Regions from separate parts of the Homo sapiens genome. Here regions 2 and 3 are each linked to region 1. The links are chromatin contacts, found by Hi-C or POLR2A ChIA-PET in ENCODE. All regions are on one chromosome and are shown on one strand. The core of a region is the stretch at or near the end of the contact, and the rest is flanking DNA. Distances in the headings are between cores, read along the strand shown.

Region 1 (3,396 bases), core at 476-2,975:
AAGAAATCCCCTTTCTCGGGGATTCCTCCAGCAACAAAGGCTCTTCTTCCTTTCGGACTTTCTCCCTGTAGCCTAGTGCTGGAGGCCTGATCTTACAGCATCATGCAATGTGATGTCTAAGGGCTTTGGAAGTCTAGGCTCTGTCACCTTTTTGGTCATGCTTTCAAAACTTGAAATCCCATTCTCTAGTTACTCGCTGTATCATTTCAGCCTTAAGTCAATGAATGCTGCTGATTGAAATGGATGATTCCTTTTGAAATATGGGGATTCCTTTCATTTTTCCTTTCTTCCTTTCTCCCTTTTTTCTCTCTCCTTTCCTTCCCCTCCTTCCTTCCCTCCTTCCCTTGCACCTACCCTCCCTCCATCTGCTCGTCCTTCCTTCCTTCCTCCCTCCCTCCTTCCCTCCCTCCCTCCCTTCCTTCCTTCCTCCTTTTCAAACTGTGTACTTATTTACTTTTTCATTATGTTTTATCAGATATCTCTCTGTGTTTGCAGTGGGAGCATGGTCCTTGTTAGCTCAGTCCACCAAGTTATTGAAACATCACATATCTCTCCCACTCCAGCCTTCCACCCCTATTCTTGTTGATTCAGTCATACTGCCTTCATCCTCACTTTAAGGAAACCTGAATCATGAGGGTTATAGGTGCAATATCAGTGATGAGTTTGGAGAAGAGGGATTCTGTGGCCTGGGACTGCCTTAGGATAGATTCTGATCCAGAGATGGCGAGTCTGGTCCTGCCTCTCTCCTGAGAGGCACTGCACACATCAGCTGAATCCTTTCTGTTATGAGAAACTCTAATTAATGCATGTGCTGATTTGTTCTTCCCTGCTGAGGATGTTGGATTAATGATTACTGGGTGCCACATATGTTATCTCTTATGTATCTTTAATAAAAATAACAATGGCTACAAGTTACAGTAGCTTTACTGTGTTCAGCAGCCCTGTGCTGTCTTCCATATTCATTCTTTCATTTATCCCTCCCCCACCCTACGAAGTCACTATTGAGCATTATTTGCTTCACTGTACAGAGGAAGGAACTGATGCTCAAAGAATTTCAGTAAATTTCTCAAGGTCACGCTGCTAGAAAGAGGTAAGGTGGGTTGCACACCAAGGCTTGTTTGATTTCATAGCACTTAACCACTTGCCATCGTGCTGTTAGGTTTTAATGTTAAGGGGAAGTGAGAAATTTAATAATAGAACTTGGGCAAGGTAGCAATAAAAATGAGGTAGTGCTGTTGCATCACTCTTACAACTACCCTTCTTGCAATCCCCTTGCCTTTACATTTCAGAGGTGCTTGGAATGCTGATGGAGTTGAATCAGCAAGAGGGCCTGACTGAGAAGGCAGAGGATTTCTGACTCCACAGTTGGCCTTGCCAAGTTGGAGGTGCCCTTCCTGCCTCAACATCCACCAACTAACTACCAGAGAGCTTTGGGGTGTGATGTAGAGGGGAAGAAGGGGAAAGGTGTGGTGTGGAGAGGGGATGGAGTGGGATGAGGTGGAAACCCTGGCTGGTCTTGAGGGCTAGAAACCAACGAGCTCTGTGACCTTGGGGATGTTCCTTAACCTCTCTGGGCTTACTCCTGCTTTGTACCACAGCGAGTTTAAGCTATGTTTGCTGCTAGTTCAGGCAGTCCATGATGACATGATTTTTAGGAGGAGAAAACAGAGACAGATGTGCTGGAAGACACAGGCTCAGAAAGTTTCCGAGCCAGCCAGTCCCACATGAATGCCTACCACTCCAACGTTGTGTCAGTTCCCCTTTGGCTTTCTGACACTGCCTCGTGTCACCATATGGTTCCTGTTAACTGTTAGTGATCAACAGTCAGCTGCATCTAGAGCTTAGCTCCAACATGGGGGGGAGGAGTTTTGGTTCAGGAGTCAGACTGCCTGGGCTCATGTTCTCACGTCGTTGCTTACTTTCTGTGCGTTAGTTTCCTCATCTGTGAAAAAGGGAGAAATAATGGTGCTTTTCTCATGGGGTTCTCTGAGGACTGAAGGATATATTCATGTAAAATGATCTACCTGCTTCATTTGGTGCCAGGTACATGGGCCTACTCCTTCAATGTTAGTAATTACTAGCAGCAATTCAATCAGCAAACATTTGCAAGTCGTCTTCTAAAGCAAACCCCACAGGTAAGTGCTGTAAGGGACACAGAGAGGCATAGCCATGCCCCTTGATCCAGAGCTACATGTTGTGATCACCAGATACAAATGCTGAGGCAGAGTTCTGGGTATGAGATGTCTGTGGGGGATCAACACCTGTGAAAAGAAGGGGGAGAAATAAAAACTCTGCAAAGAAGGACCTGGAACTGTGTGTGATGCAGACCCAACGAAGCCTCCGCCAGTCAGGCAAACTCTGGAACAAAGACTGTCCTCAGAGGGTACAACACCAGACCAAAATGGCCAGGTTTCTACAGCCCTGCCTTGCTCACTAAACCAGACATGGGCCACCCCAGAAAGGACATGACAAGGCCAGTCTCAGCGTTTAGGCAGACTCTGAAGGGGCTGACAACTGGAAGCTGTCTGCAGAGCTGGACATCAAGTCCTTCCTTGAAGGGGGATCTAGGCAACACAATTGAATGCCCACCACACTCAAGGAGTTTATAAATAGTCAAAGGAATAGGCAGAGGACTAAAACAGATCACAGACTGTCCCTGGAAAAGTTTCCAGAGCTTGGCTGAGCTGAGAGGTTATTTGCCCAGGGCTGCCAAAGACAAACTTGTGACAGGGAGAACACAGGTTCTTGTAGAGAATGGGTGGGAAAGCATTAGATCTGTGCCCATGCTACACCAGAGATGGCAGATTGAAGGTCTACCTAGAGAAGTTAAGCCCAGGGTTAGAAACCTGGGAGATGGGGGCCTGGAAGAAGAAAAAGCCAGGACACACATTTTATACATGATTTTATGAATTTGGGTTAATTGAGTGGCAGGCATGAAACTTCCAAAACATGAGCACGTGTCCTGCCCAAGGTGAAGGCCGTGGGTGGGTGCCTGCTGCATGGCACAGTGGAGAACCTGAAGTCCTAAGGGCTGGACAGAAGCCTGATTAAAGACCCAACTAAACAGGTGTTAGGGGGGAGGAACCAAAAACACTATATGGCTCTTGTAAAATGCGAGTAAGTAAAAGTGAATCTAGATTCTCAAACCAGAGGAAAATTAATAAAAATGGCTCCATACCCTCTCTGATTCCCAATGTGTCTCATTCAGTGTGTCTCACTCGTGTCTCCTCAATGTGTTTGTCTAGCACAGTTCTTCATCTATTGTCTTTGCACCACGGTCTTGACCACCATGATGATCTCAACATATTAAAAAGGCTTACTTTGAGGGAATGTGCTGAGTGTAGGTGGTGGCTTCCCATTTTGGCCCTCAAAAATTTGGAGATGCAGCCTGGAGGC
Region 2 (3,396 bases), core at 470-2,969, 1.1 Mb after region 1:
AAGTGCACTGTTTAGGCTGGGCGTGGTAGCTCATGCCTGTAATCCCAGTACTTTGGGAGGCCGAGGTGGGTGGATCACTTGAGGTCAGGAGTTCCAGACCAGCCTGGCCAACATGGTGAAACCCCGTCTCTACTAAAAATACAAAAATTAGCTGGGTGCGATGGCTCACACCTATAATCCCAGCACTTTAGGAGGCAGAGGCAGGCAGATTACTTGAGGCCAAGAGTTCGAGACCAGCCTGGCCAACATGGTGAAACCCTGTCTATACTAAAAATACAAAAATTAGCAGGGGTGGTGTCATGCGCCTGTAGTCCCAGCTACTCAGAAGGCTGAGGCAAGAGAATTGCTTGAACCCGGCAGGCGGAGGTTGCAGGGATTGCGCCACTGTACTCCAGCCTGGGCAACAGAGCGAGACTCCGTCCCCGCCCCCCCCAAAAAAATTTAGCTGGGCGTGGTGGCGTGCACCTCTAATCTCAGCTACTTGGGAGGCTGAGGCAGGAGAATCGCTTAAACTCGGGAAGCGGAAGTTGCAGTGAGCAGAGATGGTGCCACTGCACTCCAGCCTGGGTGACAAAGCAAGACTCTGTCTCAAAAAAAAAAAAAAAAAAGCACGTTGTTTAATTCCTGACTCCTCCCCCAGTTAATCTCCACTTGATATTTACAAAACCTTCCCTTCCCCTCCCATGAAGAACAGGCTGACAAAGGATCTTGCTTTCTGTGGTGAAGAATGTTCTCATGGCCATGGCATTGGCCGCCTGAGTTAAGAGTTTCGAGAGAAAACAACTGAGAGGATGTAAATTGTACAGGGACAGGTTGCTTGGGGAGAAGTTCAAAAGACAAGGCTGGGCTTGGAGGACTGGGCCACCCGTGCAGAAGGGCGCTGGGTGCCGTGAAAGGAGAGGAACAGAACTGGAGAAAGGGTGTGAAAGTAAAGGGGGGATCTTGGAAAGCCCCCCCCACCCTGTTCAGTGGACAGAATGCTTCTCTCCCCTCATAGATCCAACTCCCTCATCTTCCCATCTCACCCTCTTGCTGTCATTCGATTTTCTGCCACAAAATGGGGACCCTCTGTGGAGTGAGGAACCAGGCAGGTGGCCCAGGGGGCCGCCAAGCTGGGTGGAAGCTGGTCTGGGGTTGGCTGCCAGAACAATCCAGGCTCCACTCCAGCCCATCAGGGGGCTTGAGGCTGGGTGGGTGAGATAAACTGTTTCAGTGGTTTTCAGGAGCCCTAATCAATTGCGAGGCAGAGCAAAGCCCTCTGCGGACAGATAAAGCCAGTCCTGCGTCGGTGCCCAGTTGGAGTTTGTGTGGTTTGAACTTTTGTGTGGTTTGGACAAGTTCGCCGGGTTTTGCTGGGGCGGTTTATTCTGTTTCCAAACTGCAGTAGAGGGAGGCAAACGGCCCTTGGACCCTACAAGCCACTCCTGAAATACGATAGGTGGCCTGTCCTCTCTCCCGCATGGTCCCAAAGGCTCAGGGAAGAGAGGCAGGGCAGGTGCGGGCCATACCCCGCCCTCCTGGTTCCCGCCGGTGGCTCCGGGTGTAGACATTTCTAGAAACGCTCCCCTGCCCAAGGCTGGCTAGACCTTCGCGTTGGGGAGCTGAGCTGCTGCAGGTTTGATTGTCTTCCCCTGCTTCCAAACTAGAAAGACGAATGCCCACTTTCGGATTCCATCTTCTGCCGCGGACGCATCCGGGACGCGCAGCCGCCCGGCGCAGAGGAAGCCCGGGACGCTGGGGACACCGCCTGGAGCCTCCGCGCATAGCACCGGGGCGTTTTTTCCTTCCAGCTGGAGGCTTCCCATTTAACCTCTAAGGTGCCAGAAGATCCGGATCCCTCGCGGGCAGGCCTTTGGCTGGCTCCGGGCTAGGCTGGGACCCCAGATCCCAGTGCCGCTGGCGAGCACTCGGCGTGCAGATGTCTGGGGGGCTGTGCGCGGGAGAGGAAGTCTGCCCAACGAGGTGGACGGACACTGGGCCCGCGGGGACCCATCTGACAACGCCCGGTCCCCAGGGAAGCCTGTGCGAGCCTGCGGGGGACCAGGGCAAAATAGAATCAGGAACATGTGTTGTTTGGGAGGGAAGCTGGGGCGCATGGCATGTCTCAATAGTGCTGGCACCCTCCAGGGACCTTCCTGCTTCCACAGAAGGTGGGGACGGGGAGGCGAGCATGGAGAGAGAGAAAGGGAAGTGGGAAGAAATTGGTCACGGAGGAAGCTATTTTTATGCTTTGCTACAGCTGCGTGCGTTTCTCTGACCAACTAGGCAGCGAAAATTAGACCGGCTCCGGCTGAAAACAGGCCCTAAACTTCACGGGGGTTGGGGGTAGTGGGACACGCGCAGGAAAGGGAAGGAGAGGGGGAAATCCCCATGGATCTGGCAAACCCCAGTGTCCCGGAAGCTGTCAATGCGCAGAGAACAAGCTCCCCTGCCCTCCCCGACTCCAGATGCCTCAACCTTCACCTTGGATGTCAGAGGCATCCTTTCCCCTCTGTGTGACATCTTGGGCATGACACAGCCAAGACTGAGGGTTAGTTCATCAGTGTCTTCTGCTTTTAGGCCTCAGAGGACTTATCCTTTTTGGCAGGGGACCAGACCTCCTGGGTGGCCTCCATCACCACTAAGTCACTTGGGCACCTGGAGAAATGGCAAAGGTCCCAAACAGGAAACCAAGATTGGGAAGTGAGGGCCCTAGAATTAGAATCTTTTGGGGTCTATGATTGTCTAGGTCAGCAGTTCCCAAAGTGTGGTCTGAGGATCCCTGTGGTTCCCTGAGCCCTTTTCAGACTGTCCTTTTCTAACTGCAAAGCTCCATTAGGCTGGATTTTCTTCAACCAAAACAATGTATCACAACGCATTGGATGCCCAAGCCCCTATGAGGAAGCAGCTGTTTTCAATTAAGCCAGATATTAAAGAGGTTTGCAAAAATGTAAAAACGATGCCACTTTTCTCCCTAAACTTTTTTGTTTGTTTTGGAAAATACGGTTATTTTTTAATAAAATTGTGCTATCGATGTTACCATGTATTTTATCCATTGCTGTGTAACAAGTTACCCCCAAAACTTAGTGGCTGAAAACAACAGACATTTATTATCTCACACAGTTTCTGTGGGTCAGGAATCTGGGAGCAGCTTAGCTGGGTGGTTCTGGCTCAGGGTCTCTTAGGAGACTAATCAGGGTGTGTTCCAGGGGTAGGAGCATCTCAAAGCTCAGCCGGGGAAAGATCCACCTCCAGACTCACTCATGTGGCTGCTGGCAGGCCTGGGTTTCTTGCCACGAGGCCCTCTCCACAGGGCTGCCTCGTGACAAGGCAGCTGGCTCCTCCTAGAGAGAGAAAAGAGGGCACCCAAGACAGAAGGCACAGTCTTTTTGTAATCCAATTTTGGAAGCCACATCC
Region 3 (3,396 bases), core at 512-3,011, 1.0 Mb after region 1:
TTTATATGTAAAAACAGTCTTGGTACCTCCTAAACGGCTTTTGTGTGGCTTTTGTTTCTCTTTCAAATACGGTGTTTTAAAAAACAGCAGCAACACGCCACCCCACCCCCTCTTCAACCAAGCCTTCTGGTTTAAAAAAAAACAAAAACAAAAACCAGGAGGAGAAATAATCTATAGGACAATCCCCCCCCTACTGGTCGGAGCTGGCGTTGGGGCTTTTTACGCAGATCGAGTCGCCCAGGGCTGCGGAGGTAAACAGGCTTTCTGCACCGCTGCTAAATGAATCACGAGGGGGAAGAACCGAGACTGCTGGGCGAGGGAGGCCTCGGGATCTGGGCCGGGAGCCAGGGCGGGGACGGCGCTGCACGGGGGGCAATGAGGTGGAGACGGGACCAGGGTTAACCCTGGTCCAAGGCCCCAAGGCCAGGGAAGGGAGAGTAAGGCCGGTGGGCGGTCCAGCCGGAGGCCCCTACTCGCTATCTGCGAGGCAGGGTGAACGCGCAGCCTGGGCCTCCATCCCCAGCGCGCCTGGGCACCACCTGGGGCCGGTCACGCTGCCTGAGCCCATCTGCGAGGAAGGAGGTCACGAGGCACCCCCTCCCACAGAGTTTTAACAACTCCAGGCCTTCAAGACGCAGTAGCAGGCCTGGGTCTTCTGATGTTCATTTAAAGCAAAATGATCGCCTTTCTTCACTGTCCCCACCCCAGACGCCAACAACACCTTGCACCTAGCAGACCAAGCCTGAGTCAAGACGTCCTTCGGTCCTGGGGCTGGGGGAATGGCTACCAACGGGCATCTCTTCTGCAGACTAACAGAAGGGGATATAGCCAGGAAGCTACTATAAATTTATATTCTTCTTCCGGTTTTGTTTTGGTTTTGGTTTTTTTTTTTTTGAGACGGAGTTTCGCTCTTTTGCCCAGGCTGGAGTGAAGTGGCACGATCTCGGCTCACTGCAACCTCTGCCTACCGGGTTCAAGCAATTCTGCCTCAGCCTCCCCAGTAGCTGGGATTACAGGCGCCCGCCACCTTGCCCGGCTAATTTTTTGTATTTTTACTAGAGACGGGGTTTCGCCATGTTGGCCAGGCTGGTCTCGAACTCCTGACCTCACGTGATCCACCCATCTCGCCTCCCAAAGTGCTAGGATTACAAGCGTGAGCCACCGCGCCCAGCCTTCTTAAAATGTGATTTGACCCAATTTAAAGCCTCCCTTTCTTCCCCATTAACCTCCAGTTTTTGACAGATTTTCTTAGAACATTCCAAAGATTCTCTCATTACTTCAGAAACTTATCTCGAAATGATGTAAAAGGAGGTTCAAAATATTAGGTTGCTTTTGGGTTCCCTTTATCTCGAACATTGTTGCGTAGATTTGAGAAAGGGCTGATTTCTACTTTGTTTTCTAATCAGCAAGTCACTGGTTTTTCTACCTAAGAGAGACTGAACATTAACCACAGTGAAGCAGAAGGGTTGAGCCGCATTTACAAAGTGCCTTCACATTTTGGTCCTCAGAAACCCATCCGAGGGGGACAGAGTAGGTGTTACTGTTCTGATTTTACACATGAAGAGACTGGCCACTCGCCCCCACAAATTTCTGGAAGCTAGTCTTCCTCACTGAACTGGAGCCAGAAGCCATGTGAAGCCAGCCTGCTCCTGCCTACACCCTCCTTCCTCCAGGTCAATGTCATTTAGAATATATTGCATCCTTTTCTTGGATCTGTCTGCTAGGACCCGGGCCACCCTCCTGCTGGAGGCAACCCCGACAGCCCATATTTTAAGCAGCTCTTTTCACAGCCTGCAAACCTCACGGATTGTCTCTTACAACTGTCTGTTTACTCACTTCCCTCCACCCAGTCAATTCCGACTCCAGGCCCGGGAGGACAATTTTAAAGTGTTTCTGCAGACAGACCCTCTGGCCGCGCCGGAAGTGTTTTATGGACCTGTGAGCCGAGTTAATCCCAGGAGGCGCGGCTGGATTAGTCCCGGGTATGGGTGGGGGATTCATGTGTTTAGGTTTAATCCCCATGGGGGGGGGGCGTAAGGAGAATGGGGGTCGGGTGGCTTCAGCAATGTGTGCCCCCTCCCCATTAAACTCCGAGATTTGCGCTAGAGCGGATGGAAACCGAGGCACGCAGCCCTCGACCCCGGCCAGGCGTGGAGTAGGGGAGCAGGGGGTGCCCCGCGTGGGCGCACCCTAAGAAACCAGTGCGGACATGGCGAGCGAGACCAGAGCGCAGTTGTGTGTGGTTTTTCCCCAGGTTTTTATTCTTCCAGCCCTGTGGAAAGGAGGAGAGCCGCAACCCGGAGAGGGAGCCGGAAAGAAACACTTAATCACCGGCGTCTCGCTGCTCGTCACGCGAAGATGGCAGCGGCTCCCCTGGGTTTCAAGGTTCCGGGAAAGGCGTGTGTTCTGCCTTAAGGCGCGCGGGCTGATGCGCTCTCTCCCTCGGCTCGGCGGCCGGCTCCGGCTCACAGAGCCTCTCTCAACGCCGGCAAGTGCAGCCGGGCCGCCCAGCCCCCAGGCCAGCCTGGCCCCCTCTGGGCCTGGGGTTGGCGAGGGCAGCTGGGCGTCTGCGCTGCCCAGCCCAGCCGCGGATCCATGGGGTTTCGCGAGCTGAAAGTAAAGGCTTGAGGGAGTGGGGACACCCACACCGACCCGCGGCACGCAGGGGAGTCAAGCTGCGGCCAATGCAAGACGAGCAGGGTAGACTACTACTAGCGGTGGCCGGAGGCTCAGCCACCTTCGCGGGAGAGGGGATTTACCGCCACCCTCATCCACGCGCAGGCCCCACCGCCCGGTCCTCTCCTCTGATCCCCGGGCCATTGCGAAACACGGAGCGAACAGGTCCTCGCCAGCAGCCGTCATTTCCCGGGAAGATGGGAACCCACAAGCCTGACTGTGCTTCCTAAGGATACTAGCGTGCGCGCAGACCTTGGGGGGAAAGAGGGCAGCGCGGTCTCCCCGACCCGGACTCTTCCCTGGCGCAGCACACAACCGCCACGGGCTTCCGAAGCGCCCGAGCGGGGAGGAGGAAGGAAAAGCGGAGGCCCGGGAGGCGGGCTGCGCGCTTGGAAGCCGTGTGTGTTTATGTGTCTGCGCGCGCGCCCTGGCCGGACGGGTGTTGAGGGGAGAGTGATCGTGAGCAACCCGGAACCAGCAGTCCCAACCTGGACTGACGAACTGGGCTCTCCAGTCCTGGGCCGTGGGGCTCCATGCCTCGGGCTGGCGGGACAAGCGGCGGGGAGCCCGGAGCTTCGGAGCCGCCGCCGGGCATCTAGCCAGCTCCGCGGGAGAAGCCCGGGGGCGCGTCGGGAGCCAGGGGACTGGTGTGAACTAGCCGCCCCCGCAGGCGGACGTTTAGCTCCGGCACCCGGGAGCACTGACACTGGGCGATAAGGA

Evidence for each region. Hi-C counts contacts between places; a loop is a spot of excess contacts on that map. ChIA-PET counts read pairs that join two places held with the same protein, here RNA polymerase II (POLR2A). Pooled maps may share reads with other maps.
Region 2: a pooled map shows a loop between it and region 1 (3-fold over the local background). The contact joins two enhancer-like sites. A Hi-C loop is called at or near these places in 1 of 37 single-sample maps with no recorded cell type and 2 of 50 pooled maps. POLR2A ChIA-PET finds 5 or more read pairs at or near these places in 1 of 52 experiments (OCI-LY7).
Region 3: a loop to region 1 is called in a map of OCI-LY7, with 8 times the contacts of the local background. The contact joins two enhancer-like sites. A Hi-C loop is called at or near these places in 2 of 168 maps with a recorded cell type or tissue (OCI-LY7 and chondrocyte) and 1 of 50 pooled maps.

Annotation. Positions count from the first base shown.
Region 1 is chrX:39,143,371-39,146,766 of GRCh38, forward strand. No RefSeq gene overlaps it. Among named protein-coding and RNA genes, the nearest start is that of LINC01281, 180 kb to the right of the region's middle. Within about 2 kb of position 1,726, at least 4 of the 41 ENCODE cell types and tissues checked have a DNase peak (open chromatin) inside an H3K27ac peak, as active enhancers do; they include OCI-LY7, where a contact is called at or near this core.
Region 2 is chrX:40,265,457-40,268,852 of GRCh38, forward strand. The region is part of intron 1 of LINC03099 (long intergenic non-protein coding RNA 3099); the gene reads left to right. Among named protein-coding and RNA genes, the nearest start is that of LINC03099, 4.2 kb to the left of the region's middle. RefSeq lists enhancers at 2,375-2,474, 2,505-2,554. Within about 2 kb of position 1,720, at least 26 of the 41 ENCODE cell types and tissues checked have a DNase peak (open chromatin) inside an H3K27ac peak, as active enhancers do.
Region 3 is chrX:40,169,475-40,172,870 of GRCh38, forward strand. It overlaps a transcript of BCOR not described here. Among named protein-coding and RNA genes, the nearest start is that of BCOR, 73 kb to the left of the region's middle. RefSeq lists enhancers at 1-337, 338-1,028, 611-810 and silencers at 2,536-2,595, 2,616-2,695. Within about 2 kb of position 1,762, at least 31 of the 41 ENCODE cell types and tissues checked have a DNase peak (open chromatin) inside an H3K27ac peak, as active enhancers do; they include OCI-LY7, where a contact is called at or near this core.